Linked DNA regions of Homo sapiens: region 1 is linked to region 2. Evidence: read pairs that join two places in POLR2A ChIA-PET (ENCODE). Cell type or tissue: GM12878. All regions are shown on one strand. Links, peaks and the distances in the headings refer to the core of each region. The heading gives the core; the rest is flanking DNA. Region 1 overlaps STARD7-AS1 (STARD7 antisense RNA 1). Region 2 has its middle 19 kb from the start of NEURL3.

Evidence for each region. Peaks named below come from ENCODE experiments on the same cell type or tissue, not always from the same donor. Only the 100,000 strongest peaks of a DNase experiment are listed, where the experiment ranks them.
Region 1: POLR2A ChIA-PET joins it to region 2 with 7 read pairs; 1 of 35 experiments calls an interaction of 5 or more read pairs at or near these places.

The regions. Positions count from the first base shown.
Region 1 is chr2:96,223,719-96,226,630 of GRCh38, reverse strand. The region is part of intron 1 of STARD7-AS1 (STARD7 antisense RNA 1); the gene reads right to left. Among named protein-coding and RNA genes, the nearest start is that of SNORA112, 11 kb to the right of the region's middle. RefSeq lists an enhancer at 1,226-1,520. In GM12878, for the core only: no CTCF peak of the experiment used is centred there; a DNase peak (open chromatin) is centred at 1,370; H3K4me3 peaks cover 424 bases; H3K27ac peaks cover 1,680 bases.
Region 2 is chr2:96,484,726-96,487,637 of GRCh38, reverse strand. No RefSeq gene overlaps it. Among named protein-coding and RNA genes, the nearest start is that of NEURL3, 19 kb to the left of the region's middle. RefSeq lists enhancers at 1,189-1,838, 1,524-2,216. In GM12878, for the core only: no CTCF peak of the experiment used is centred there; a DNase peak (open chromatin) is centred at 1,437; H3K4me3 peaks cover 1,497 bases; H3K27ac peaks cover 2,496 bases.

The DNA of each region.
Region 1 (2,912 bases), core at 291-2,790, 260 kb after region 2:
ACATGGCGAAACCCTGTCTCTACCAAAAATATAAAAATTAGCTGGGTGTGGTGGCACATGCCTGCAATCCCAGCTACTTGGGAGGCTGAGGTAGGAGAATCACTTGAACCCGGAAGGTGGAAGTTGCAGTGAGCTGAGATCGTACCATTGCACTCCAGCCTGGGCAACAGAGCAAGACTCCATCTCAAAAAAACAAAACAAAACAAAAACAACCAAAAGAAAAAACACAATGAAGTATTACTATAAGGCCGGGTGCGGTGGCTCATACCTGTAATCCCAGTACTTTGGGAGGCCAAGGTGGGTGGATTACCTGAGGTCAGGAGTTCGAGACCAGCCTGGCCAACATGGTGAAGCCTCATCTCTACTAAAAATACAAAAAATTAGCTGGGCGTGGTGGCGGGCACCTGTAATCCCAGCTACTTGGGAGGCTGAGGCAGGAGAATCACTTGAACTCAGGAGGAGGAGGTTGCAGTGAGCCGAGATCGCACCATTGCACTCCAGCCTCGGCAACAAAAGCGAAACTCCGTCTCTAAATAAAATTTAAAAACTGACAATATGGAGTACTGGCAAGGATGCAGAATAATCAGAACTCTTATACACTGCTGGTGGGAATACAAAATGATAAAACTACTTTGGAAGCAGGTTAGCAATTTCTTAAAAGGTGAAACACTGCCACTGCACTCCAGCCTGGGCAACAGAGCAAGACTCCGTCTCAAAAAAAAAAAAAGTGAAACACCATAAAACCTAGCAATTCCTTTTCTAGGTATTTACCTGAAAGAGTTGCATGCAAATATTCATAGCAGCCCAACCTGGAAACAATCCAAATGTCCATCAAATGGATAAACAAATGTCAGTATATTCATACAATGGGATAGTAAGCTACAAACTACTGATACAACAAAATAGATGAATCTCAAAACCATTACACTAATGGAAAGAAGCCAGATACAACATACTATATGATTTCATTCATATGAAATTCTAGAAAAGACAAAACTATAGTGATAGAAAGCAGATTATGGCTGTCAAAGGCCAGGGGTTGGGGAAAGGGACTGGCTGCGAAGGGGCACAGGGAACTTTTCAGAATGATGGTAATGTAATGTTTCACAGCATAATTGTGGCAGTGAATCTATGATTACCCCTTGACTGCCTGGAGAGTTTCCCTTTTGCAGCATAGGAAGAGAGAACCCAAGTGAAGGCCAACTGACTCCTTGAGTTGAGGACAAGGAGTTGGAAAGTCATAGAGAAGTTTGAGAAGCTGTTGCCTCTGTGGGTGTGAGGCCCTTGCTGGTCATTAGGCTCGTAATACAGGAAGAAGTCCTGGAACTAAAGCAGAGAAGAGTCAGTACAAGCTGGAATGAGCCAGTTACCTCTGCCTTTATTTATCACTCCATCTGACTGTGGAGTTTCCAAAAGTATAACGGCCCTGTTTCACTTCTGCTTTCCAAACAAGTTTCTGTTTGGCCAACTCTATATGTGGAGGAGAATTCTGGGAAATACCTAGCTTGACCAAGTTGACAATAGAACAATACGGCATCCACACACAAAATTTAAAGAACCATCCTTCATTACAAAGTACTTACATAACTTTTCTTAGTGTTATCTCAATAAAAACGAAAAATAGGAGATCTGATGATCAACACTGTATTTTCTAGCCTAATAATATTCAACTAATAATACTAATTGAAAAGAATTATCAGTTTTACCTATCTCATTATGAGAAGTGCCCAACATATTTTTATAATTTTGTTTTTTGAGACGGAGTCTTACTCTGTTACCCAGGCTGGAGTGCAATGGTATGATCTCGGCTCACTGCAACCTCCGCCTCCCAGGTTCAAGAGATTCTCCTGCCTCAGCCTCCCGAGTAGCTGGGATTACAGGCAACTGCCACCAAGCTCAGCTAATTTTTTGTATTTTTAGTAGAGACGGGGTTTCACCGTGTTAGCCAGGATGGTCTCAATCCCCTGACTTTGTGATCTGCCTGCCTTGGCCTCCCAAAGTGCTGGGATTACAGGTGTAAGCCACTGCACCTGGACACATTTTTATGATTTTTAATGACATTTGAGATACATGTTGTTTTAATCTTTTTTTTTTTTTGAGATGAAGTCTCACTCTTGTCACCCAGGCTGGAGTGCAGTGGCATGATCTCGGCTCACTGCAACCTCTGCCTCCCGGGTTCAAGCAATTCTCCTGCCTCAGCCTCCTGAGTAGCTGGGATTACAGGCACGCACCACCATGCCCGGGTAATTTTTGTATTTTTTAGTAGAGATGGAGTTTCGCCATGTTGGTCAGGCTGGTCTTGAACTCCTGACCTCGTGATCCGCCCACCTCAGCCTCCCAAAGTGCTGTGATTACAGGCATGAGCCACCGCGCCTGGCTTGTTTTAATCTTGTATGCTAATAATAGAAATAAAAATTCAGTCCAGAAAAATAATGAACCCTTAAAGACTTATAAGAAATTTTAAAAAATTTTTAATTTTTATTTTGTGTGTGAGAGACAGGAGCATATGATGGGGGATCAATAAAGAATTTATGGATGGGCACAGTGGCTCACACCTGTAATTCTAGCACTTTAAGGCCGAGGCGGGCATATCTTCTGAGGTCAGAAGTTCGAAACCACCCTGGCCAACATGGTGAAACCCCATCTCTAATTACAAAAATCAGCCGGGCATGATGGTGCACACCTGTAGTCCCAGCTATTCAGGAGGTTGAGGCAGGAGAATCACTTGAACCTGGGAGGCGGAGGCTGCAGTGAGCCAAGATCATACTGGCTGGGTGTGGTGGCTCACGCCTGTAATCCCAGCACTTTGGGAGGCCGAGGCGGGTGGATCACTTGAGGTCGGGAGTTCAAAACCAGCCTGACCAACATGCAGAAACCCTGTCTCTACTAAAAATACAAAAAATTAGTCAGGC
Region 2 (2,912 bases), core at 157-2,656:
CACCACCACATCTGGCTAATTTTTTAAATTTTTTGTAGAGACAGGATCTTGCTGTGTTGCTCAGGCTGGTCCTGAACTCCTTGGGCTCAAGCAATCCTCCTACTTCAGCCTCCCAAAGGTTGGGATGACAGGTGTGAGCCACTGCATCCAGCCCAAGGAATACGTTTTCATTATGTTTCTGACATACAGGATGTAGCATACAGTAAATGTCATGAATATAAAAATGCATAAAATAATGTGTGTGTGTGTTGGTATATGAATGGCAAAGGGTCCAGGAGGGTAAGAGAAGTGACCCTGGGAAAGGACTGGGATGGGGATGTGATTGGGAGGACTTGAACATTTCACTGGCATGTGGGGACTTTTTTTTTTTTTTTTTTAACAATGAGAATGAGCTTACATATTGGTTAAAAAGCCAAAAACAGTTGCTTTGGGAAACAGTGGTGGCTCCTCAAAAACTTAAACACAGAAGGACTGTATGAGCCAGCGATTCCACTCCTACATATATACCCAAGGGAATTGGAAACACTTCCACACACAATTTGTACACAAATGTTGATGGAAGAATTATTCATAATGGCCCCAAGGTAGAAATGAATATTATTTGATCCTTAAAAAGGAATGAAATACTGATTCAGGCTACATCATGATGAGCCTTGAAAATGTTATGCTAAGAGAAGGAAACTAGTCACCAAAGGCCATATATGCACGATTCCATCCATATGAAATGTCTACAATAGGCAAATCCAGAAACAGAAAGTAGATTAGTGGGTTTCAGAGGCTGGGGAGAGGCAGAAATGAGGAGTGACAACTAAAGGGTACGGAGTTTCTTTTTAGGGTGAGGAAAATATCCTGAAATTAATTATGCTGATAGTTGCACAACTTTGTGAATAGAATACTAAAAACCATTGAACTGTGCATTTAAAAAAGACGAATATTATGATAATGTGAGTTACATCTCAATTAAAAAGTTATCCAAAACAAAACCTCTCCAAAATAGACAAAGAAGCGCTAGTGGGGAAAAAAGAGGAAGACGATATTAGCCCTGGCAGCAGGAACAGCTGAAGAGGAGATGCCTTTTGAGCTGGTCCTACAGGGAGAGTTTGGAAGGCAGAGGGGAATGGATGCCGGTCTTCCAGACAGCAGGCGCGGCACATGCAGAGATGGCAAAGGCAAGGTGTGCTGGGGGAGCTACGAGGAGGTGAGGAGGTCGGATTGGCCCAAGCAAAAGCGGGGGGGAGAGGCGAGAGGGAAGCGAGATGGGCCTGCCCTAGGAGCGCTCTACCGGCTGCGTGAGTGGCGGTGCCCGTGCCATCCCTGGGGCTGCAGGAGGTCTGATCTGCCAGGGCCTCGGCCAGCCAGCAACTCACAGTGCTTGTAAGGCAGGCTGGGAGAGAGGCAGGCTGCGGCTAAGTTTCGCTTTCCTAGAAGCCTGAGATCACAGGTTCCCTTGACGTGAGGTCACTGGAGTAAAACAATGGAGGAAGCGTGTAATGAATCATTATCACAGGGGCAGAATACACGCAGTAAAAAGAAAGTAGAACTGCAACCAGGGATCTTTAGCGTCCTGTAAGCGGAGGCCTGCCCGGGCTGGCTCCAGGGACCTGCTACGGGGCTTTCCTGCAGATATGGGAAAATTCCCTCGTCCAGACTTTCACATCAGGCTTTCTGTTAGATCAATTGGAGAGGGAAGGGGGAGACCGGGTCCACCATGTCACCTGCCCCTGGCGCCCATCGCACACAGGGCCCCAGCGTGCTGTCCTCATGAGGCCTCGCCAGCATTACTCCCTGATGGCACTCCTCTCGCAACCCCCACCCCCACCCCTGCACTGCACGCCCTGACCCCCCTGCTGATCAACTGTTGAAGAAATTCCACTTGGAAGAAGTCTACAGTGGGGACTGGGGGTCCCGCGTGTGGGGGATGACTCCTAAGCCTGGAGGCAGAGGGAAGAGAACCGCGCACGGTCCCTTCCTCCACAGACCTGCACAGCAGATTAGCCTCTGCTGCCAGCTGCCCTGCTCCCCAGTCCCTTCCTTTGAAGGAATGGGTGGTAGGATCTCCACAGGAATCTAGAGGTGGTGCCTCTGTGGTTTTCTGGCGCAGCCAGCTTGTTTCTCTCAGATCTGTGTGAAGTGCGAGGGGCACAGCAGGGGGTGACATTCTCATTTTATAGCCAGGAAACTGAGGCGCAGAGGCTTTGTGTGACTTGCCTGCAGCCACACAGCAGCCCATGGTATGGTTGGGACCAGATCTGGAATCGCTGAATCCCAGCCAAGACTCCCTTCTGCCTCAAGCTGAGCCATTTATGGCTTGACATGGAGGCGGATCACCTGAACAGTCCCCATTCCCCACAAAGTTCTCAACAAAAAAAGGGCCAACTTGGACACAGTGATTGAGATGGAGACTGACCACGAGAGGAGGGCACTTCCTAATCCCCGTTTCTGGCCCTAAACATCTTCCTGGCTTTCTGTTCAGGACCCCTCCTGACTCCCTCAAATGCTCTTGGATTCCGCTGACTTAAAGGATCAAATACATTTTGGCTCCTTGCCTGTCTCCCCCCAGGAGTATGTGCAGTCCTGGGGCTGACAGGGACTTGGAAGGAGAAGCCCAAGTGTCTTATTCCTTTTTTTGTTTGTTTGTTTGTTTTTTACTGTTAGAACACCACAGACTGGGCAATTTATAAAGAAAAGGGTTTATTTGGTTCATAGCTCTGGGAAGTCCAAGGGCATGGCTCTGGCATCTAGCGAGGGCCTTCATATTGAGTTATCCCAAGGTGGAAGGTGGAGGGTAGGAGGGAAGATGGGGACTGAACTTCACCCTTTTATCAGGAACCCATTCCCTCAGTGACTAGCTCACTCCTGCAATAACAATATTGTTTCACTCATGAGGGCAGAGGCTTCATGGCCTAATCACC